Linked DNA regions of Homo sapiens: region 1 is linked to region 2. A link is a loop called in an ENCODE intact Hi-C map of the cell type or tissue named here. Cell type or tissue: ovary. All regions are shown on one strand. Links, peaks and the distances in the headings refer to the core of each region. The heading gives the core; the rest is flanking DNA. Region 1 overlaps SLC66A3 (solute carrier family 66 member 3). Region 2 overlaps GREB1 (growth regulating estrogen receptor binding 1).

Region 1 (12,368 bases), core at 4,007-6,506, 430 kb before region 2:
ATTTAACTGGGTGTCCTGTACTTTTATTTGTGAAATCTGGCAACCCTACAAATAAATCATCTGTAGGATCTCAGGAGCTCCTACTATTGGTCAAATTTTATAAAATGTATATTCAGAATACACAGAATGAGGTGGGATAGAACAGAATTGGTGGGGGGAGGAGTCACAAAAATTAGATTTAAAAATTGAGTTAGTGTTTTAAAAACAGGATTCTATCCAGCCAGCTTCGAGCTACCTTCTGGTGTTGATCAGGCTGTGAGTATTTAGTTCCACTGACTTTTAGCACAGGGCATTGTCTGTTTCAATATCTTCATTTAATTAATGTTTGAAATTATAATAACAGCAGTCTCTTGAGTCGGTGCTACGTGCTTGTAGGCATTTTACAGATAAGCAAATCAAGGTGGAAAGATGGAAAGTGACTTGCCCAAGGGCACTCCAGAGACTCTTGGCTGTCCCCTTCCAGCCCTGGCCGCTGTCTCCTGGGTGCTTGTTCAGCTCCCTAGCTGGCCTCTATTCCCGTGGCGTCACCGAGCTCGGTGCACATGCCTGACTTCCAGCATTGCCCACCCCAGCTGTATCATTTTTACAGTGGAGTTTGTGGGGAAAGGTGGAAGTCAGTAAACAGAAATTCACATCACAGCAATTTTGCAGAACATTCCTGCTTTATAATGTTGGACTTCTCCTTTAAGTGCTTAGCTTTTGACCATAAATCAGAGAAGTCTGCATGGTCTAGAATTCAGTGGGCAGTGAAACCACTAGGAATGTTCCCAATCCTAGGGAGCAGTCCATGAGCGTGGGTGTCTTTGTATTTCTCTTCTGTAACCTGTTTTCGTTCTTTTGAATTCTGAGCAGGTGTTCACTTGCGACCCTTTTCGTCCCTTCCAAATCCGGCAGGTTCTGGTAGCATGTCCTCCCCTCCCACCCACCTGGCTTCTGCGTGCCGCTGTCTGTGGTCTTGGTTTGTATATGTGAGATGGGAGGGTGGCGCGGATGTGGGTGACCCACTGCTGTGTCCCTTAGCACTTGGTAAGATTGGTGTCTTCTTGGTTCATCCTTGCCCTGCAGAAGTGGATCATAGACCTGGCCATGGTAAGTATTATGCTTGAAAAGAAAGTAGGAGGAATAAGCTACCTTGGAGAGAACTTGATAGATATTTATATATATATATATATATTTTTTTTTTTTTGAAATGGAGTTTCACTCTTGTTGCCCAGGCTGGAGTACAATGGCGCAATCTCGGCTCACCACAACCTCCACCTCCTGGGTTCAAGGGATTCTCCTGTCTCAGCCTCTCGAGTAGCTGGGATTACAGGCATGTGCCACCACACCCAGCTAATTTTTTTTTTTAATTGATTCATTTTTGTTTTCTTTTTTTTTTAGTATTTATTGTTATTCTTGGGTGTTTCTTGCAGAGGGGGATTTGGCAGGGTCACAGGACAATAGTGGAGGGAAGGTCAGCAGATAAACAAGTGAACAAAGGTCTCTGGTTTTCCTAGGCAGAGGACCCTGCGGCCTTCCGCAGTGTTTGTGTCCCTGGGTACTTGAGATTAGGGAGTGGTGATGATTCTTAACGAGCCTGCTGCCTTCAAGCATCTGTTTAACAAAGCACATCTTGCACCGCCCTTAATCCATTTAACCCTGAGTGGACACAGCACATGTTTCAGAGAGCACTGGGTTGGGGGTAAGGTTATAGATCAACAGCATCCCAAGGCAGAAGAATTTTTCTTAGTACAGAACAAAATGGAGTCTCCCATGTCTACTTCTTTCTACACAGACACAGCAACAATCTGATTTCTCTATCTTTTCCCCTTTCCCCCTTTTCTATTTGACAAAACCACCATTGTCATCATGGCCCGTTCTCAATGAGCTGTTGGGTACACCTCCCAGACGGGGTGGCGGCCGGGCAGAGGGGTCCTCACTTCCCAGAAGGGGCGGCCGGGCAGAGGCACCCCCCACCTCCCGGACGGGGCGGCTGGCCGGGCGGGGGCTGACCCCCCACCTCCCTCCTGGACAGGGCGGCTGCCGGGCGGAGACGCTCCTCACTTCCCAGACGGGCTGGCTGCCGGGCGTAGGGGCTCCTCACTTCTCAGAGGGGCGGCTGCCGGGCAGAGGGGCTCCTCACTTCTCAGACTGGGCGGCGGGGCAGAGGCGCTCCCCACATCTCAGACGATGGGCGACCGGGCAGAGACACTCCTCACTTCCTAGACGGGATGGTGGCCGGGAAGAGGTGCTCCTCACTTCCCAGACTGGGCAGCCGGGCAGAGGGGCTCCTCACATCCCAGACGGGGCGACGGGGCAGAGGCGCTCCCCACATCTCAGACGATGGGCGACCGGGCAGAGACGCTCCTCACTTCCCAGACTGGGCAGCCGGGCAGAGGGGCTCCTCACATCCCAGACGATGGGCGGCCAGGCAGAGACGCTCCTCACTTCCCAGACGGGGTGTCGGCCGGGCAGAGGCTGCAATCTCGGCACTTTGGGAGGCCAAGGCAGGCGGCTGGGAGGTGCAGGTTGTAGCGAGCCGAGATCACGTCACTGCACTCCAGCCTGGGCAACATTGAGCACTGAGTGAACGAGACTCCATCTGCAATCCCGGCACCTCGGGAGGCCGAGGCTGGCAGATCACTCGCGGTTAGGGGCTGGAGACCAGCCCGGCCAACACAGCGAAACCCTGTCTCCACCAAAAAAATACGAAAACCAGTCAGGCGTGGCGGCGCACGCCTGCAATCCCAGGCACTCGGCAGGCTGAGGCAGGAGAATCAGGCAGGGAGGTTGCAGTGAGCCGAGATGGCGGCAGTCCAGTCCAGCTTCGGCTCGGCATCAGAGGGAGACCGTGGAAAGAGAGGGAGAGGGAGAGGGATCCCCAGCTAATTTTTGTATTTTTAGTAGAGACAGGGTTTCACTGTGTTGGCCAGGCTGGTCTCGAACTCCTGACCTCAGATGATCCACACGCCTCGGCCTCCCAAAGTGCTGGGATTACAGGTGTGAGCCACGGCAGCTGGCCACTAGCAGTTTTAGAATGAAGAATTGAGCATCAGTTAACTAGCTTCTTCTTAGGTTCATAATGGCATGTTGGCCTTGTCCTGGAGAGGGGCTGACTTTTTTTCATACTTGGCTCAGGGCCGAAAATTTCCAAGGGCTCCTGAGGGTGGTTCAGGATGTGTTTGACCACAGACCTCTCCAAGGTGACAGAAGTGAACGTTTCTACCCAACGAGAAAAGGAGGAGAACTAACTGGTGGTCACAGGGCACTGCCTGCCACACGCAGACTCATGAATTTCTTTCCCCTTTCCCCCAACATCTTGTCTGGAAAGTAGACTAGATTCTCTGTTACATTTCTGTTACATTTCAACCCTGTGACTTGGGAGAGCAAATAAGTAGGGTTGCCATATTAACAAGGAACACTTTTTCAGTACGTGTATGTCCAAAATACTGCATGGGTCGAGGTGGGGTGGCTCACGTCTGGAATCTCAGCACCTTGGGAGGCCGAGGCAGGCAGATGACCTGAGGTCAGGAGTTGGAGGCCAGCCTGGCCAACAGGCGAAACCCTGTTCTCTACTAAAAGAAAATACAAAAATTAGCCATGCATGGTGGCGGGCACCTGTAATCCCAGCTACTTGGGAGACTGAGTCAGGAGAATCGCTTCAACCCCGGAGGCGGAGCTTGCAGTGAGCCAGGATCACGCCACTGCACTCCAGCCTGGGTGACAGAGCGAGACTGCATCTCAAAAAACAAACAAAATATTGCATGGGACATACTTGTACTAAAACATTATTTGTTGTTGTTCTGAAATTTAAATTTAACTAGATGTCCTGTATTTTTGTTTGCCAACTCTCACAACCCTGTAAATGAGCCATCTCTATGTTCTCAGTAGGTCTTACTACTGATGAGTTGGGGTGGTTCTAGTTCTATTAGCCCCCATACAGCAGCTGTGAGCCTTCACCCCTGAGGAAACATCCTTCTAGCAGTGTTGAGATACAGGCTTGTCAAGAATGGAGGGATGTGGTGGCTCATGCCTGTTATCCCAGAGCTTTGGGAGGCCGAGGCGTGCAGATCACCTGAGGTCAGCAGTTCGAGACCAGCCTGGTCAAAATGGCGAAACCCCGTCTACTAAAAATACAAAAATTATCTGGGTGTGGTGGCGCATGCCTGTAATCCCAGCTACTCGGGAGGCTGAGGCAGGAGAATCGCTTGAACCCGGGAGGCGGAGGTTGCAGTGAGCCAAGATCAAGCCATTGCACTCCAGCCTGGGCAACAGAGCAAGACTCCATTTCAAAAACAAAACAAAACAAAAGAATCAAGTTCAGGGGTCAAGGGCAACAACAGCTTTTAGGTGTTTGTTCTGTGCCCTTAGCAGTAGTCATCTATTCTAACTATAACATTGATGATATAACATTTCATGGAATATAATTTTGATTCTTTCCTTTATCATGCAAGGGCTGAACACCAGGCTCCGTGCTGTGTCTGCCCATAGCCCTCCTTCACTGACTCAATGAGTGTTCCTCACGCACCTGCTCTGAGGTACCAGGGTCCGGGGCACAAGGTGGCCCAGATCTGAGGGTCGTGGAGCCCCAGTGCAGGAGAACGAGCAGGGCCTTCAGAGCTCACACATGGTAGCAAAACCCCAGAATCCTAGAGAGGAGCGGGTGCTGCTTGAATCAGTGGAAAACCTCCATTGTAGAATGTTCCATTTTTTTGGCTTTCAAATGCAGGTACCCGAGATCGTTCCCCCAGAGGTCCTAAACTGTGCTTTCATGGTTAAATTGATAATTCATATACTCATAGTTTATTCACAAGAAAATGATTAAAGTACTTAAAAATGATCTGCAAGGCCGGGTGCGGTGGCTCACGCCTGTGATCCCAGCACTCTGGGAGGCCGAGACGGGCGGATCACAAGGTCAGGAGATCAAGACCATCCTGGCTAACACGGTGAAACCTCGTCTCTACTAAAAATATATAAAAAAAAATTAGCCGGGTGTGGTGGCGGGCACCTGTAGTCCCAGCTACTCAGGAGGGTGAGGCAGGAGAATGGCGTGAACCCGGGAGGCAGAGGTTGCAGTGAGCCAAGATTGAGCCACTGCACTCCAGCCTGGGTGACAGCAAGACTCTGTCTGAAAAAAAAAAAAAAGCTCTCCGTGACAGCTAAGCATCCCTTCTTTCCAATCCTGTTCCTGGATTAGACTGTTTTACAGAAAAACTTCATAGTCTCCAATTGAATTAATGTGATAAGACATTCCAGGGCTTGGTTGGGGCCCAAACCAACACTACTTCAGGACTGTAAAAATAGCTTTGTTCCTGAAAGATGAATCTGGTAGAATATCTAGCAGGCAAGCTTGTGTTTAACACGAGTGTGTTGTAATGTGGTCTGGGACCCTGATGTGTGTGAACAAAGCCAGCTTCCCCAGCTCTTCCCATTCCGCACCGACTCCTCGCCACCCCGCCGAGCCTGTGTTCTGGCTGGTTCTCTGGTGCGAGCCCTCCCCTGCAGTCCTCCCTCCTCTGCTCTGTCCAGGTCTCCTGATTGCACAAGAGCCCCTCTCCTCACAGGTCTCCCTGCCTGGGGCCAGCCATCCTCCGAGCATCTGCACCCAGCTCTCAGGGTGACTTTAGTCCTGCCACAGGCCTGACCACAGGTTCTTGGTCAACTCCTCTGCCCAAGAGCACTCCCTGCGGTTCCCTTCTCCATAATTCCTTTTTTTTTTCTTGTGAGACAGAGTCTGACCCTGTTGTTCAGGCTAGAGTGCAGTGGTGTGATCTCGGCTCACTGCAACCTCTGCCTTCTGGGTTCAAATGATTCTTGTGCCTGAGCCTCCTGAGTAGCTGGGACCACAGGCACACGCCACCACGCCTGGCTAATTTTTATATTTTTTGTAGAGATGGGGTTTCACCATGTTGGTCAGGCTGGTCTCGAACTCCTGGCCTCAAGTGATCCTCCTGCCTTGGCCTCCCGAAGTGCTGGGATTACAGGCTTGAGCCACTGCACCCTGCCTCCCTTCTCCATAATTCTTCCTTGTCCAAGTGACGCCTTCTCTCCTCCCAAGTCATCCTGGATGCACCTTTATCATCACGTTTGCCAGACTGCATTATTATTAAGGATTTATTCCCTCAGCAAGGATTTGTTGAGTGCCGGCCAGGTGCCAGCACTGTCACAGGTCCTGGGGACCCAGCAGGAAACAGACCGAGTGTTCCCCATGAGCTTTCCTTCTCCAGGGGAGACAGAAGGTAAACAAGCTGCTCTTGTCAAGGCCAGCGGCTTTCATTCGCGCCAGAGCCTGTGGCCAGTTCTCATTCCTCTTCTTCATTCATATCTCGGTAGCTTTTGACACCATCGATCAGGACTCCTTCTTGAATCACTGCCCACCGGGCTTCCAGGAAGCCGTGCTCCCCAGTGTCCCTTCCCCTTGATCCTTTCTGTGTCCTTGCTGGTTCCTCCTCAGCTCCCTGACTTCCGTGTTCCCAGGGCTCCAGCACACACCGCACAGCCAACCACTGGCTACCCTTGCCTGACGACTGAGCCTCTCCAACCTCGCGTGTCCAGAACTGGGTTTCTGATCTCCCACCCTGCCCCTCTCCCACCTTCATCTTAATGTGTCTCAGTTAATGGGAACTCTGTTCTTCCACTGCAAAGGCCAGAAACACCGGAGATTAGAATCACCCTGGATTTCTCTCTTTTTTTTTTTTTTTTTTTTGAGACAGAGTCTTGCTCTGTCACCAGGCTGGAATGCAGTAGCATGATCTTGGCTCACTGCAACCTCCACCTCCTGGGTTTAAGTGATTCTCCTGCCTCAGCCTCCCGAGTAGCTGGGACTACAGGCACGTGCCACCACACCCAGCTAATTTTTGTGTTTTTAGTAGAGATGGGGTTTCACCATGTTGACCAGGACGGTCTCGATCTCTTGACCTCGTGATCTGCCCGCCTCGGCCTCCCAAAGTAGTGGGATTACGGCGTCAGCCACTGTGCCCAGCCAGATTTCTCTTTTTGCCACATCCCATTACCACTCCCTCAGCAAATCCTGTTGGCTTTGCCTTTGAAATATATCCGGAACCTGAACACTTCTCACCTCGTCTGTTTCTACTGCCCTCGTACAAACCCAGGTGACTGCACTAGCCTAACTGGTCTCCCAGGTGTCACCTTGTCTCCCTTCGGTCTACACTCAACCCAGAGACTGGAGTTTCAGCTGCTGAAGAGGCTGATGCTGGCAGGGCTGGTGGTGGTCAGCGTCGAGGATGCTGTGCAGAGCAGCAGGCTTATTTGTGAGGATCTCTTACCTCACTGTATAGCAGAGGCCTGAGCGCACCACCACACAGACTATCAGAATAGCCAGAAATTCAGGGCTGAGGTGCCGCGGCTTGCTGCTGGAGTTTGTTTGTCAGTTCAGAACAGCATAGATTTCCCCAAGCTCTAAAACACAGTATCTCAGTACTTTTTTTTTTTTTTGAGACGGAGTTGCACTCTGTTGCCAGGGCTGGAGTGCAGTGATATGATCTCAGCTCACTGCAACTTCTGCCTCCCAAGTTCAAGGGATTCTCCTGCCTCAGCCTTCCTAGTAGCTGGGATTACAGGCGCCCGCCACTACACCCAGCTAATTTTTTTGTATTTTTAGTAGAGACGGGGTTTCACCATGTTGGCCAGGCTGGTCTCAAACTCCTGACCTTGTGATTCGTCCGCCTCAGCCTCCCAAAGTGCTGGGATTACAGGCCTGAGCCACCGCACCTGGCTCCTCAGTACTTACTTCTCATTGGAGGTGTAGATAGATGAACCTCTGTGGCCAAGCATTGATTCTTTCTCATTCCCAACTTCAAACTAGCTCTGGCCATTAGTTACCCACTGCACGGTGGAATCTGTGAGTTATAAATAAATGTCTTAGTCTGGGCATGGTGGCTCACACCTGTAATCCCAACATTTTGGGAGGCTGAGGCAGGCAGATCACCTGAGGTCAGGAATTTGAGACCAGCCTGGCCAATGTGGCGAAACCCTGTCTCTACTAAAAATACAAACATTAGCCAGGTGTGGTGGCACGTGCCTGTACTCCCAGCTACTTGAGAGGCTGAGACAGGAGAATTGCTTGAACCTGGGAGGTGGAGGTTGCAGTGAGCCAAGATTGTGCCACTGCACTCCAGTCTGGGCAACAGAGTGAGACTCTGTCTTAACTAACTAACTAACTAAATAAATGTCTCACTATTCCATTCTTTTTCACCAAACTTAGGTTTCAACTTTGTACAAATCCATTATTATTTTGACACTCCAGCCTGGGTGACAGAGTGAGACTGTCATAAATAAATAAATAAATGTCTCACTATTGCATTACTTTTCACTAAACTTAGGTTTCAACTTTGTACAATTCCATTATTATTTTGACCTGAAAATTTGGCTTCAAAAATGCTTTGAGTATCTCGTGCTCTTTTGCTTTTTTTTTGAGATGGGAGTCTCACTCTGTCACCCAGGCTGGAGTGCAGTGGCACGATCTCAACTCACTGCAAGCTCCACCTCCCGGGTTCATGCCATTCTCCTGCCTCAGCCTCCCGAGTAGCTGGGACTACAGGCGCCCACCACCACGCCCAGCTAATTTTTTGTATTTTTAGTAGAGACGGTGTTTCACCGTGCTAGCCAGGATGGTCTCGATCTCCTGACCTCATGATCTGCCTGCCTCGGCCTCCCAAAGTGCTGGAATTACAGGTGTGAGCCACCGCACCTGGCCTCTTTTGCTTTTTTAACAAATCGACTCGTGACTTTCTCACATTTTATCTGCAAACAGAATCTATGTACTTTCATCAGCGCGGCCAGTAAGTTTGCACAGCTCCAGTGTCTGTGGAAGACGAGAGACTCAGGAACTGTGAGTGCGCTGACTTGGAGCCTCTCTTCCTATACCTGTGCAAGTAAGAACCGGACTCACATGGTGGGGAGGCCTTTGGTAGCACCAAGTGTCTACGTAGTAGGGTGTTAAGTTGGTGTTGAAGTAACATGGTCCCTGGCGCTTTACTACTTTACAAATGGCTACTCAGCTAGAACCTCCTAAGTGTATCCATGTTTACAAAGATGATTTAATGCAAACTGCTCTCCATTTTCTGTAAAATCCAAGTTGCCAAGAAAAAAAAAAGTGAAAGCCTATTTTTCTCCAAAAACCTGGCCTGATATTAATTAGCTCTGTCTTCTTTGAAAGGATAAAGAGGTTGATTATATTGAATGTACTAATTTATCTTAAGAATTTGAATATAACAGGTTTTAAAATATGAAAATCATACAGTGGCTTTTGAGAATGAATGAAATGTGTAGTGATGGAGATTTTCGGCAGCCACATTGTTTGGTCTCAACTTTAGAATTTTCACTCTTCATTTGGATTCTTACAAAAACTACCTAAAATACATATATGGTATATGTAGGTAGAAACATTTTTATAATTCAGAGCTATCACATTAGTTGGATTTACTAGTTTTAGATATTTTAAGTAGACTTCATCATGGTTCTTCTGCATCTTAAAGGGCTAATGTCTCCATCCATGGTTGCTGGTCTTTATATTCAACAAGTTACTTGTCTTAATTATGTCTTAAAATCAAGACTTTCTTTCTTTTTTCCTTTGACAGGGTCTCGCTCTCTCTCACAGGCTGGAGTGCAGTGATACGATCTTCACTCACTGCGGGTTTCCAAGTAGCTGGGAGTACGAGCACACACCACCACACCTGGCTAATTTTTAATTATTATTATTATTATTTTGAGACACAGTCTCGCTCTGTCACCCAGGCTGGAGTGCAGTGGTGCAATCTCGGCTCACTGCAACCTCTGCCTCCAAGGTTCAAGCGATTCTCCTGCCTCAGCTTCCTGAGTAGCTGGGATTACAGGCACACGCCACCATGCCTGGCTAATTTTTGTATTTTTAGTAGAGACGAGTTTTCACCATGTTGGCCAGGCTGGTTTTGAACTCCTGACCTCAAGTGATCCACCCGCCTTGGCCTCCCAAAGTGCTAGGATTACAGGCATGAGCCACCGCGCCCAGCCAATTTTTTGTAGAGAGGGGTCTCACTATGTTGCCAAGGCTGGTCTCAAACTACTGGGCTCAAGTGTTCATCTCACCTCAGCCTCCCAAAGTATTGGGATTACAGGTGTGAGCCACTGCACCTGGCCCTGTATGTTTTCTTTGGAGAAATGTCTGTTCACATGGTTTGCCCATTTTTTAATTGGGTCATTTGAGTTTCTTACATATTCTGGTCATTAACCCTTGTCAGATGTGTGGTTATTAACAGCCTTTTAAAAAGTTTGTCTGAGAGTCCTTTGTTGGCCGCCTTCCTAACTGAAGTCTTCTGTCTACTTATATGATTGAATTCTTTTATTTAAATGATGATTTAATCAACAACTATTTATGTGGTGTCTGTGTGTAAAGTCTTGGTTTATCAAATGTGTCAACAAAACATTTTATAGGATTTGGCCTCTGCCCTTCAGGGGCTTGCAGTTTAGTTGGAAGGTAGACCAAAAAACTTCTATGTCAATATGTGCTAAATGCAGAATGTGTTAGCAGAGAGTTTTGACAGGCTGGTTTTGGGCTAGGAAAGGCATGCCTTGAGCTGCAGGCAGTGGTCTTCTCTAACTCCCAAGTCACGCCACTCCCTGCTCTTGTGTGTCGGTTTAAACTGTTACTCCAATTTCCTAAATGTTTACTAAGTAAAGGGCTATGGCACACAAATAAACTAAACAAAATAGTTCTAGTTAGACCCTTGGAAAAATCTTCCCCTTTTCTGGGCCTCAGTCTGTTTATCTATAAAATGCAAGGATAGAAACCAGTGATTCGAAAACATTTATTGTTTGTTTTTTGAGACAGAGTTTCGCTCTTTCGCTTAGGCTGGAGTGTAGTGGCATGATCTCGGCTCACTGCAACCTCAGCCTTCCGGTTTCAAGCGATTCTCCTGCCTCAGCCTCCCAAGTAGCTGGGATTATTACAGGTGCCCGCCACCACACCCAGCTAATTTTTGTATTTTTAATAGAGACAGGGTCTCACCATGTTGGTCAGGCTGGTCTCGAACTTCTGACCTCATGATCCACCCGCCTCAGCCTCCCGAAATGCTGGGATTACAGGCGTGAGCCACTGTGCCTGGCCAAAACATTGTTTTTAATTAGTGGGAGCCTTTCTTTAAATAAAACTACCCAGATGCTCAATTTGTAAATGAGAGTTGCTTTTGGAGGGTTGGGGGTTGCAGGTTAGCACAGAGACAGTGGAAGGGAGCTCAGTCTCTCCGGCCTTCCGCAGGCAGCGCTCGAGTACCTTCTAGGTACCTTCCCTCATGAGCAGTTTCAAAACCATTGGGCCATTGGGGTAGGATGCATGGCTGTTTTTTGTTTTGTTTTGTTTTGTTTTTGAGACGGAGTCTGGCTCTGTCACCCAGGCTGGAGTCAATTGGCGCAATCTCAGCTCACTGCAACCTTTGCCTCCCAGGTTCAAGCGATTATCTTGCCGCAGCCTCCTGAGTAGCTGGGATTACAGGCGCCCGCCACTACACCTGGCTAATTTTTGTATTTTCAGTAGAGACAGACAGGGTTTTGCCATGTTGGCCAGGCTGGTCTCGAACTCCTGACCTCAGGTGATCCGGCATGGCTAGTTTTTATGTAATTATGAAATACAGCACTATTTGGTTTTCTGTACTACCAAACTCTGTCAAGAATAGTTAATATATGTTGTTAAAAAAAGAATAAAAATAATTTAAAAATAATGGTTAATATATATTGGGATATTAAAAGGGAAAGACATTATTAGCTAAGCCCCAAAATGTCCGAGAGGCAAGTTACTTATTGCTGCAAGTTTTCTTTTACAGCAAGAATAATCACAACCTTAATGACCACCAATGATTTTACAAGTAAGCAAAATATCTTCTCACTTCCTTTTTGAGTTTTGTGCTATTTGTGTCTCCTTCATTTGTAAACTGTCTTAGGGTTTAATGGATGGACTTGGCTCTGTTGGATTATAGATTTAGAAGATGGCAACAATGTATTCCTAGTCTTATTGGTCACCATTTTTATTGTTAAGCCTCTCCTTCTTATAGTACAGGGGATAGACTATGCACAAGACAATAGATTCCTATCTCCATGGAACTTCCACTTAAGCAGTGGAATTGGACATGAGGTAATCACACAATTCCCTATTGAATTCTAATGGGACATGGTTTGGAAGAGTAGGGCAGGATGAGCATCTAAGGAGAACCTGGCCTAGTTTGCAGGAGTTGGGCAGATTAATTTGAAGAAGAGTGATCGTAAGGATGAGTAGAGGTTTAGCCAGAGGAAAGGATGTGGGCGGAGGCCAGACTCTTAACAAGGAGCAGCATTGTGAAGGTCATGAGCGAAGGACAAAGGGCTAGAGTGCGGAGAGCAGGGGGACAGTGACAAGCGGG
Region 2 (12,368 bases), core at 4,939-7,438:
ACCTCTGTGGGAACCTGAATGACGTCGTGGTCAGCCCCCTCTTGTACACGTGCTACCAGAATTCCCAGTCTGTCTCACGGGCATACGAGCAGTACGGCGCCTCTGCCATCCAGCCCATCTCCGAGGAGATGCAGCTCCTGCTTACCGTCTACTACCTGGTCCAGCTGGGTGAGTCACCTCCACCTCCTGGCCCAGTGGCAGGGAGTGGCCACAGCCCGAGCACAGACCTGGCCTCGGCCCTCGTGGGGGCTGACTTGGGCTGCTGGAATTGAAATACATGGGGAGAGCTTATGGCTTCACTGGCGGGACGTCATGAAGTCACTGTGGGCGTCCCCACACTGGGGGGCTGAAAGTAGGTTGAGGTTGATGGAGACATTTCCAGAACTCTTTATCTGCCATTCTAGGCACAGGGATACAGCAGGGAATTGAGCAAAGACCCTGTCCTTGAGGCGATTCTAGTCTTAGTGGGAGAGAGAAGCAATAAACCAGTGGAAAACAGGCAGGTAAAGATGGGTGCATGCATTAGTGTGTGTTTGTATGGGGTCAGTTTAGGTCATGAAGAAAGGCCTCTGTGAATAGGAGACCTGGACCCTGAGAAGGATTCAGCCTTGTGATGATCTGAGGAATGAGGACAGGTGGGGCCCTGGGGAGAGAGGGAGGCCAGGTGAGTGCTGTGAGGTGGAGGAGCAGTGAGTGTCCCAGTCGCTGGAGAGGCCAGCGTAGCTGTAGCAGAGAGAGGGTGTGAGTGAGAGGTGTGGTCAGAGGGGGCCGGCTCCGGTCAAGGGTGTGATTCTATGTAGACACATTGAGAAGCCATTGGAGTATTTTTAGACAGGGGATGGAGGTGATCTGATTTTCACTTTAAAAACGCCACCCTGGCGGCTATGTGGAGTCAGATGGGGCAGACGCAGTGGCGGAAATGGAGAAAGAGTCAGTTGTTGCCTATTAAAGGCACACAGTGGCTTGAGCCACTGAAGGTGGCAGCAGTGAGCTGGAGGGGCTATTCTGAAGGTAAGGCCGGCTGGAAATGCCTTTGAAGGGGGTGGGAGCAGATGGGGCCTGGGTTTCAGCCTGAGCAGCCAGGTGAATGGTGGCAATGAACCTGAGTTCTGTCTTGGCGTGAGTTTGTACAAGATGCCCACGAGACAGTCAAGTCGCCTGTGTTCATTTGCATGGACAGGCCTTGAGTCCCAGGAGAGGTGGAGGCTCTAGGTATACATTTAAGACACACTGGCTTACAGATGACTTATATTAAAGCCGTGAGACCAGCTGCGGGTGGCTACGAGGAGAGGAAAGTGCCAAGGTTTGGGCCTGGGGACCTCCAATCTTCAGAGATCCAGAGGAGGCGACTGAGATGGAATGGGTGGGAAGGAAGGAAAGGACAGTGGAGAATCTGGGAAACCCAGCATTGTCGCTCTTTCTCATAGTCCCCACCTGTCCATCAGTAAGCACGGCTTCATCCTGAATCCAGCCTCGCTCACCCTCTCTGTGGCTGCCGCCTCACCGGGGCACCATTCTTGCCCTGTTCCCCACATCCCTGAGAACTTGGACTCCGATTGCATCTCTTCCCTGCTCAGAGCCCTGCCGCGGCTTCCCATCAGTCGCTCACTCCACCCCTTCCCGGGGGCCCAGCCTGCCTCCTGGTCCCACCTGCTTGCTCTGTCCCAGCCCACTGTCCCCCTCAGCAATCTTGGTCCCACCTGGGCATCCCACACTTGCTGTTCCTTCCCTGTGGCATGCTCTTGCCAAAGACATTTGTGTGGCTTGCTCCCTTATGTCCTTCAGGTTTTGGGTCACTCATCATCTCCTCAGCAAGACCTTCTTGTTACTGTGTGTAAGACAGCTCCCACCCTCCGGGCCCCTATCCTATGCCCTTTATCTTTAGGCACCAGGAATTAGGGTCTGTGATTGTTCCCTTTAAGTGTGTCTCCCCCAGCTAGGGTGTAAGCTCCATGAGGCCAGGCATGGTGAGTGAGTCCTTTTCCCGATGTCCCATAGCATCTGAAGCTGAAGTCAACAGTCTGCCAACCTATATTGAGGGAATAGTTGAGGAATGGGTGAATGTTGATAAGAAGCAGTGAAAAAAAGCATTCCCAAGGAGAGGGGCTGATCCCAAGGAGAGGGGCTGATCAACTGTGCCAGTGTGGCCGGGAGTTGAGTGGAGGGAAGACTGGACCCTGACCATTGGGTTTGGCCATGGGAAGCGGCTGGCAACCTTGATGATGATGTATGTGAAGATTGGAGATAAAAGTCATATTGGAGTGGGTTAGAGAGATTGGAGGTGAAGAGACAGTATGGCCCGTGCAGACAGCTCTGGGTAGGGGTTAGTTCTGGAAGGAGATGTGGACTCAAAGGAAAGTTTTTAAAGATGAGAGAGATAACGGCTAATCTAATTAAATTCTAATTTGATTAGCTAATTCAAGTAGTGAATTCTGATTAAATGCATCCAATCAAAGAGGGAGATATAAGCTAATTTAATCAAATTCTGGCACGGCCCACAGAGCAGGTGTCATGAACCCCGTGTTATGCATCAGGAAACCATGGGAGATAGCTCAGGGCCGCACAGCTGGTGCTGGGTAGAGCTGGGCTGGAACCCACCTTCTAAATGGAAGCCTGACGCACTTTCTTCCAGCACATCAAATACGAAATCCGGACGTATAAACCAGACAATTCATAAAAGAGAAAATACCAGAAGGAAACAAATATTGAAAAGTATTCAGTCTCACTCATCATCAAAGACATGCAAATCACAAATCAAGTCATCTTTTTCTGAATTAATAACCCAAATGATGGTACCCAGTGGTGCTTAGGTGCGGTAAAACCAGCGCTTGTCCGATGCACCGTTCGCGTGGTAAACTGACGCATTCAGGCTCTTGGGAAGCAATCTGATGATATGTAGTAGCTGGTTCTGTAAATCCACCTTTGAGAATTTAGGCGAAGGAAGTAACGTTCTATATGTCAAGATGTGCATTGCAGAGGGATTTATAAAGGTGAATATTTGGAAGAAATAAGAGAATCCACAATAGAGACCTTGCTAAGTAAACGGTGGTGCTCACGTATGATGGGACATTATGGACACACTAACAGCACTCTTTATGTTGGCTGAAAATGGCACTGAAACTGATGATAGGGTCATGGTTAAGGAAAGAATGCAAGACCCAAAGTTTATACTGACAATCATTGCAGCTATTTGTAAGGACAGTTTTAATACTAATTCCAGCAATACATGTTTTTATTCCCTGTCCTGGAGTAGGAGAAAGCCTATATTCCCAGGCTGAATGTTCTACACATTTACCACTGTATATGCACATAGGGACAGTGTAACCTGTCTATACCACCGTAGTTCCAGTCCTAACTTTCTGAATTCTGTTTAAAGACCTTCTCTAACAAGCTATGGGAATTTGGCTTCCTACTTTTTTTTTTCTTTTTTTTTTTTTTTTAACAACAGCAGTGTTTTGGGTGATAATTCTGGATTGATACTTATTCCTTTTTCTGGGTTTTGTTGGCTTTTTGAAAAATTGTCTTTCCAACTTATAATTGGTGAGTGGCTTGGTAGCAAAGTAAGATTTTTTTTTTTTTTTTTAAAAAGAGGACAGAAAAATTGAACTGCAGCTTGAGGACATATTCTTTTTTCCTACTTTGTCATTGAAAATTGAGGAATCACGTTTAACTGTTTTAGGTGTGTGTGGCCAAAGAGTGAGCAAGGACTATGTTTCTGGATTGTCAAAGAGGATGCTTAATCTTAAAAATAAAGATAAATGTACAAATCATCTTATAATTAAAAAAAAACTTTCATATGGAAAAAAAGACTGAGAAATACACGTAAATAGCGTGGCTCTGTTAGGACGGTGGTGAGATTGTGGCGGATTTTATGCCCTCCCCTCGTGCTCCAGCCATCTGTGATACGATTTCACAGTAATAACTTAGGTGGGTACTTTCACATCACTGCACCCGTGCGTCCCCGGATGCCGCTGGCATTTGTGGCAGGCCCTCCGCCCGCATTGTGTTGCAGCCGCGGACCAGGTGCCCTTGATGGAGGACCTGGAGCAGATCTTCCTGCGCTCTTGGCGCGAGTCGCACCTGACCGAGATCCGGCAGTACCAGCAGGCGCCGCCGCAGCCCTTCCCGCCCGCGCCCAGCGCCGCGGCACCCGTGACCTCCGCGCAGCTGCCCTGGCTGGCCAGCCTGGCCGCCAGCTCCTGCAACGACAGCGTGCACGTCATCGAGTGTGCTTACTCCCTGGCCGAGGGCCTCTCCGAGATGTTCCGGCTGTTGGTCGAGGGCAAGCTTGCCAAGACCAACTACGTGGTCATCATCTGCGCCTGCCGCAGCGCGGCCATCGACTCCTGCATCGCCGTCACCGGTGAGCTCTGGGCCGCGCGGCTGCGGGAAAGCCCCCTGAACGGTGTTCCCGGTCCCCTCCTTTGGTGGTTCTCTCCCTTTCTGTCTAGGGTGGCCCGGGTTTGCAGCAGCAGTTAGCACCTGCGGTTTGTGCTCAGTAGCTGGCTTCAGAAGGCAGCCTTGACTAGTGACTTAGTTACAATCTCATCCCTGCTCTGAGTGGCTGGTGAGGTTAGCCCTGGGGTCAGCTTGGGAATGTGGAAAGACCCTGTTGAAAACCTGGCTCCACCACGTGGGTGGTCACTCACACCAGGATGGCCCTGTTTCTTCACTGATCTATTGGAGATAAGAAACAATGCCCTTGTTGTGTTGTCTGTGTTCAGGAGCCAATTAATTTTTTGAGACAAGGTCTCACTCTGTTGCCCAGGCTGGAGTGCAGTGGCCTGATCTTGGCTCATTATAACCTCTACCTCCTAGGTTCAAGAGATTCTCCCACCTCAGCCTCCCAAGTAGCTGGGACACGCCCAGCTAATTTGTATTTTTTGATAGAGATGGGGTTTCACCATGTCACCCAGGCTGGTCTCAAACTCCTGAGCTCAAGTGATCCACCTGCCTAGGCCTCCCAAAGTGCTGGGATTACAGGAGTGAGCCACCGTGCCCGGCCAATTGATTTAATTTTAAAAACACCCATTGAGGCCCCACATGTACAGCCACTGTTCTAGAGGCTGGGGGCCCACAGGGAGCAGAGCAGTCTCTACTTGCCTGGAGTGTTCTTTTAGGTGGGGGAGGCAGACACCAAACACGTGAGCTTTCCTGGCCTGCTTAAATCTTCACAAGTGTTGTGCATTTTCAGCCAGAATTTTTTGTACCTTGTAAAATTTACTTTAAAAGTGCAGAATTTAATGCACTTTTTTTTTGAGACAGGGTCTTGCTTTGTCACCTCGGCTGAAGTGCAGTGGCGAGATCTTGGCTCATTGCAGTATCGAGCTCCCGGGCTCAAGTGATTCTGTTGCCTCAGCCTCCATCCGGAGTAGCTGGAACTACTACAGGTGTGCACCACCACACCCAGCTCAGTTTTGTACTTTGGTAGAGACAGGGTTTTGCAATGTTGCCCAGGCTGGTCTCAAACTCTTGGGCTCAAGCAGTCCACCCGCCTCAGTCTCCCAAAGTGCTGGGATTACAGGCATGAGCCACTGTGCCTGGCATTTAATGTACTTTTTAAGTATAGTGTCTGAATTGTCTTTTAGCATTTTTTTTCTTTTTTTTTTGAGATGGAGTCTTGCTCTGTTGCCCAGGCTGGAATGCAGTGGTGCAGTCTCAGCTCACTGCAACCTCCGTCTCCCAAGTTCAAGCAATTCTTTTGCCTCAGACTCCTGAGTAGCTGGGACTACAGGCGTGCACCACCATGCCCAGGTAATTTTTGTATTTTTAGTAGAGATGGGGTTTCACCATGTTGGCCAGGCTGGTCTCAAACTCCTGACCTCAGATGATCCACCTACCTCAGCCTCCCACAGTGCTGAGATTACAGGCAAGAGCCACCGTGCCCGACCAGCGTTCTTTAATCTTAAACCCATTCTGTGTTTTTTGTTGTTGTTTGTTTGTTTTTGAGACAGAGTCTCGCTCTGTCGCCCAGGCTGGAGTGTAGTGACACTTTGTAGGCTCACTGCAAGCTCCGCCTCCTGGGTTCACACCATTCTCCTGCCTCAGCCTCCTGAGTGGCTGGGACTACAAGGCACCCGCCACCACACCCGGCTAATTTTTTTGTATTTTTAGTAGAGACGGGGTTTCACCGTGTTAGCCAGGATGGTCTCGATCTCCTGACCTTGTGATCTGCCTGCCTCGGCCTCCCAAAGTGCTGGGATGGCAGGTGTGAGCCACTGTGCCTGGCCTTTTTTTTTTTTTTTAAATAAATTATTTACCTTGATGTGAGTGGGACTTGCAGTAGTAGACCCTGAGCCTCTGCCATGTGTCAGGCACCATTGTCTTGTGTCACCTGACAGCAGGCCTGGGAGGTAGATCCAGCTGTTAGCCACAGATTCCAGATGGGAAATGTCAAGTCTAGAAGGGTTAAGGGACTAGTCTAGGGCTACACAGCCCGTAAGCAGGGAAGATACAATGGGTACTGTGAAATCTGTTTGCTTTCCAGGAAAATACCAAGCCCGGATTCTTTCCGAGAGCCTTCTCACTCCTGCGGAGTACCAGAAGGAAGTCAATTACGAGCTGGTTACGGGGAAGGTAGACTCGCTGGGGGCCTTCTTTAGCACCCTCTGTCCAGGTAGGCTTGTCGTGAGACAGGTGCACATGCGTATGTTAATAGGACAGTAATCAGTGCCGGGGGAGGTCATCTCTGCCTCACCCTGCCTGTGACCTGCTAAGGCTGGCCTCCACTGCAGAGTGCCCCTCATTCTGTGCACTTGCACTTCTGTCCCTTTCTTTTCTTGAGTGACAGCTGCGGGTTCTGGCTGGCCATCTCTTCCTGCTTGAGCTGTAGAGTTCTCCTGAGAGGTGGAGGGCACCTTGTGGGTTCTTCTTCATGGGGTACACAAGGCCCTTGTGCCTGTTCCTCTCCACCTTTCCAGCCTTGGTGGCCTCTCTTCCCTGTCTCCCCTTTTTGCTGGAGAGTTCCGCATCCCTCGTGCTCTGGGCTGTGAGCATCCTTCTCCCTTGTTGGCCTAGCTACCCACCCCTCAAGACTCATCTCATGTCCCCCTAGAAAGCTTCTCAGACCCTTCGTTTTCCAGATGGGCTTGGGACCTTCCCCTTCATCCTTTACCATGTTGTTCTTCCTTCTGCCCTAGCACCTGCTATGTCTGTGTGGGGGGAGCTCACTCTGGCAGTGTGTCTTCATCCTGACTAGGCTGAGACCCCTTGACAGGACGGGCCATGTCCTCCTCTTTACCTTCATGACTCCAGGCCTCGGGACAGTACCTGACACTAACTGCGCTGTAGATGTTTGCTGAATTTCACTGACATCAAAAACCCATTTGTTTATTCTGTCTTGGGCAGAGGGTGACATTGACATTTTGCTGGACAAATTTCACCAGGAAAATCAAGGCCATATTTCTTCCTCACTCGCTGCCTCTTCTGTCACTAAAGCAGCATCCCTGGATGTCAGTGGGACACCGGTGTGCACAAGTGAGTGGTGAAAAGGAATCTCCCAGGGTGGAGAGGGTACAAAGTAGTGATGAGGGGCAGGGTCAGTGGGCGCAGGTGTGCACAGTGAGAGGGGCCATGGCGCAAGTGTGCACAGTGAGGGGGCAGGGGCACAGATGTGTATAGTGAGGGGGGACGGGGCACAGGTGTGTACAGTGAGAGGTGGCAGGGACGCAGGTGTGCACAGTGAGGGGGGTGGGGGCACAGGTATGCACAGTGAGGGGGTGGGGCACAGGTGTGCACAGTGAGGGGGTGGGGGCACAGGTGTGCACAGTGAGGGGGTGGGGGCACAGGTGTGCACAGTGAGAAGGGGTGGGGGCACCAGTGTGTACAGTGACGGGGGTGGGGCACTGGTGTGTACAGTAAGAGGGGGCGGGGCTGCAGGTGTATACAGTGAGAGTAGGTGGGGGCACAGGTGTGTACAGTGAGGGGGTGGGGCACAGGTGTGTACAGTGAGAGAGGGTAGGGCACTGGTTTGTACAGTGAGAGGGGGTGGGGGCGCAGGTGTACACAGTGAGGGGGGTGGGGCACTGGTGTGTAAAGTGACAGGGGGCAGGATTGCAGGTGTGTACAGTGAAAGGGGGCAGGGTCACTGGTGTGTACAGTGAGAGGGGTGGGGGCACCGGTGTGTACAGTGAGAGTGGTGGGGGCACCAGTGTGTACAGTGAGAGGGGGCGGGGGCGCAGGTGTGCACCGTGAGAGTGGGCAGGGGCACAGATATGCTCAGTGACATGGGGCAGTGGGCATAGCTGTGTGCAGTGAGAGGCGCCAATGGGCACAGGTGTGCACCGTGAGAGAGGGCAGTGGGCACAGGTGTGCTAAGTGGGTGCTGAGGGGACAGAGGGCTCATGTGTGCTCGGTGGGCGATGAGAGGGCACTGGCGAGGGCCTCGGTCTGGCCTGGGAGGCAGCATCCAAGGACTCAGATTGGAGGTAGCAATGTCAGAGGCACATCCACAAGACAGGACATCTTTTAGTGTCACAGTAGACCTGATACCTAATTTAAAATTCAGTCTTTAATTATGACAATCTCATTTAATCTTGAATTGCACATCCATCACTGTCTCTGAGGTGATAGATTTTTCTATGCCAATTTCCTGCCTCTGAGTCTGTTGCTGATGTTTTTTATTCATACAGAGTTCCTAAATGACTGTCGTGTTAGTTTTCTTTTCTGGAGAGTTTGCAGTCCTCTTCCAGAGTCCAGTCTCAGCATCACCTCCCCTGGGATAGGCTCCTTGTCCCCTCTAAGCAGAAGAGACCACTGCCTCCACTGTGCTCCCCAAGTGCTTGGTTCTTATTTTTATTATTAAGTGAAAGATGGTGCATAAAATGATTGCTACCCCCACACCCGCCACTGCTTAGCTGAGAGCAGGGACTTGATAAACGTGAGTTATTCCCCTTTCCCTCATCGCTTTGTGAATGGGGCCGTCTCCCCTGGACAGGTCTCACTGATTCTCTGGCCAAGGGCCTGGCAGTAGCCGTGTGCCCTGGAGCTCACCTGGCATCCTGGGGCTCTGGTTCCAGGTTACAATCTGGAGCCACACAGCATCCGGCCCTTCCAGCTGGCAGTAGCGCAGAAGCTCCTCTCCCATGTGTGTTCCATTGCGGATTCCAGCACCCAAAATCTGGACCTGGGATCCTTTGAGAAGGTGGACTTTCTCATTTGCATTCCCCCCTCAGAAGTGACCTACCAGCAGACTCTGCTCCATGTGTGGCATTCAGGTATGGGGCATTTTGGGGAGAAGTCACGTGTGGAGAAGCTTTGATCTGCCGAAATCCATGTGTGGGTGTTGACACTGTTCTTTGCTATAGAGTGAATAGGGCAAGTATTGCTGCTCTTGTTTTATAGATTGTGAAACTGATGTTCAGAGACAGTGACTTGCCCAAGATTTTAGGATCTGTTGAAGGTAGAGCCAAAACTTGAACTTTCACCATGTCCCACTCAGGCTAGTGACCTAACCACATGTTGCTATCTAGCGTCACTGATATCCTTGTACTTTCAAGGATATCATATTTAACCACAGAGTACACAGATGTCCGGTGTCTTCACTGAAAGGACTCACTCTTTAGTGGTGTCATGTATCGCCCTGTGGCATTCAGACTGAGAGAGGGATTTTGCTGCTGGCAGGACCTTTCGGTTCCCTCTGTCTTACCATGCTTGGGATCAGCTGCTTCATGAAGCTGGTGCCCCTCGGGAGGGCTGCTGTACACACAGCCAAGGCTTGCCTGCGCCCCAGCTCCTGTGCAGGACAGTTATGCAGCTGTAACCTGTGTGGGAGTTTTTTCCCTTCCTTTCCCTGCTCTTGCATCTCTGAGTCTAGCTCAGGACCTGCTGTGTAGGAGTCGCTCCTCAGGTGTCTGTTGAGTGAATGAAACCCAGTGCGCATGTTTGCAGTTACTGATGTATGTTCTTTGTGTTGCAGGGGTTTTGCTGGAGCTTGGTCTGAAGAAAGAGCACATGACGAAGCAGAGGGTGGAACAGTATGTTCTGAAGCTAGACACGGAGGCACAGACAAAATTTAAGGCTTTTCTGCAAAACTCCTTCCAGAACCCGCATACACTTTTTGTCCTAATCCATGACCATGCGCACTGGGATCTTGTGAGGTTAGATTGACTTGATATATGACAAGTTGACATTTTCCTTCTTTGAAGTGATGTATGTGGATGTTCCCGGGGGCTGAGGGTACAAATCCTGAAAAGATGGATGATGTTTGGGCTTGGTGTTTCTAAGCAGATGCCATGGAGGTTTCCCACAATCTTGAGCTGGAAGTTATCTCAGGGATTATCCAGTGTGACCTCTGAAATTTACCATGGTGGAATTTAAGGGCTGGAGAAGGGAAGCGTGTCTCCCAGAGTCACAGGGTGGGGTGGAGTGGGAGGGTGTTAGTGGCAGAGCTGAGACCCCGAATCACAGCCTGATGCCTGATGTGTTTCTTTCATAGTCCACTCAGCAACAAGGAGCCATGCTGGTGTGGGGTGCGGAGGGTCCTAGCAGGAGTAGCTCAGCTTAGCCCTTCCCTGAAAGAGGCTCCGTGGGGGCTCTGGTACCGTGGGTCACCACTGATGCCTGCCCTTCTTTTTTTTTTTTTTTTCCTTTTTTTGAGACGGAGTCTCACTCTGTCGCCCAGGCTGGAGTGCAGTGGTGCGATCTCGGCTCACTGCAGGCTCAGCCTCCTGGGTTCATGCCATTCTCCCACTTCACCCTCCTGAATAGCTGGGACTACAGGCACCTGTCTCCACGCCCAGCTAATTTCGTTTTTGTATTTTTTTTTTTTTTTTTTGAGACAGAGTCTCTCTCTGTCGCCCAGGCTTGGAGTGCAGTGGCACGATCTCCGCTCACTGCAAACTCTGCCTCCCGGGTTCACACCATTCTCCTGCCTCAGCCTCCTGAGTAGCTGGGACTACAGGCGCCTGCCACCACACCTGGCTAATTTTTTGTATTTTTAGTAGAGACAGGGTTTCACCGTGTTAGCCAGGATGGTCTCGATCTCCTGACCTCGTGATCCGCCCGCCTCGGCCTCCCAAAGTGCTGGGATTACAGGCGTGAGCCACCGCACCCGGCTGATGCCTGCCCTTCTTAAGGGGTGATTTGACTCACTCAGTTAAAATGAACATAAACCCAGATGAATTTCAGATGGGCCAAGCCAAGCGCCTGGCAGGATTTCTGGTGGTTTACCGGGATTGGTCATCTCCGTGAGACTGGCCTAGGGGTTGTACCTTCAGACATTTCCACTGATGTAGATGAGGAAGGAGGGGGCTCCTGGGCCAGGTCGTGGAGAAAGCCTTTGATTGTCGCAGATCCACAGATAGCTAGTTAGGCTGGTCAGGACATGAAGGACCTCGTAAAGGGTTTACAATCCAGAATCCATGTGTGGGCTTGGGGGAAATCGGAACATTCCGAAATTATAGAAAGAGCTGTATTGTGAATATTCATTTTGGGAATAGGTTTCTCAGAGTGGCCTCCTGCCATCCAAAGGGTTAAGCACTGATTTTTTTTTTTAATCCCCTAAACTTACAGGAGAGAATGCAAAGGCCTTTGTCCCACGGAAAAGTGCAGAGCTGGGCCTGTCTCCTAGACCCCTTGTCCAAAATGCTTCCCAATCCTTTCCTGCTGCCTTTTAAACTGACTATAGAATTTACTCTTTTACATCTTTTCTGGATCATTTCAAGGTCAGAAGGACTGTGTAAGGAGATAAGTACACAATCAGATGGGGCCAAAGAGGAACAAATGATTCATGGAACATCCCCAGGGTCATATCACTGTCCGATTGGGATAGAAGGAGTGTGTGTCTTGTAAGAAATCCTCTCTGACTACCGTCCCACGCCAGACACATTTTTCCTAAGTAACGAATCTCAGGAGAGCCCCTGACAGCTACCTGAAGTCCAGCCTTTTTTATTTTCTCTATTCTTAGTCAGGGGCAGAGCCATAATCTTTAGTCGTTGGTAAAGTCAGGGGTTAGTTATAAATTTATTCAACTGCTTCACCTTGCAAAATTAGAAAACAATATAGTAATTCCACTGATTGTGTCTTCTCCTCCCTCAGTAGCACTGTTCATAACCTCTATTCTCAAAGTGACCCGTCGGTGGGATTGGTGGACCGATTGCTCAACTGCAGGGAGGTGAAGGAGGCCCCCAACATTGTGACACTTCACGTGACCTCCTTCCCGTATGCACTGCAGACACAGCACACCCTCATCAGCCCCTACAACGAGATCCACTGGCCTGCCTCCTGCAGTAATGTGAGTGCCACGGGGCTGCTGGGCCCTTGTGTAGCAATATCACTTGGGTTTGCAGAAATTACATTTAGTAACAGCCTTGACCAGTGTGGTTGAGGATAATGGGTTCCAGCTCCTTGGATCTTTGGTTCAACCCAGA

Evidence for each region. A loop is a pair of places that touch in the nucleus more often than their neighbours do. Peaks named below come from ENCODE experiments on the same cell type or tissue, not always from the same donor. Only the 100,000 strongest peaks of a DNase experiment are listed, where the experiment ranks them.
Region 1: it touches region 2 in a loop (2.7-fold over the local background); 3 of 110 quality-filtered maps call a loop at or near these places.

Annotation. Positions count from the first base shown.
Region 1 is chr2:11,163,173-11,175,540 of GRCh38, forward strand. It overlaps SLC66A3 (solute carrier family 66 member 3), which reads left to right. Exons shown (of 7, transcript NM_152391.5): 4 at 1,032-1,089; 5 at 8,753-8,873; 6 at 11,796-11,837. Among named protein-coding and RNA genes, the nearest start is that of SLC66A3, 14 kb to the left of the region's middle. In ovary, for the core only: no CTCF peak of the experiment used is centred there; a DNase peak (open chromatin) is centred at 5,509; H3K4me3 peaks cover 306 bases.
Region 2 is chr2:11,588,764-11,601,131 of GRCh38, forward strand. It overlaps GREB1 (growth regulating estrogen receptor binding 1), which reads left to right. Exons shown (of 33, transcript NM_014668.4): 10 at 1-168; 11 at 4,013-4,363; 12 at 6,488-6,616; 13 at 7,348-7,476; 14 at 9,018-9,215; 15 at 9,917-10,097; 16 at 12,037-12,232. Among named protein-coding and RNA genes, the nearest start is that of MIR4429, 54 kb to the left of the region's middle. RefSeq lists a silencer at 9,847-10,051. In ovary, for the core only: no CTCF peak of the experiment used is centred there; no DNase peak of the experiment used is centred there.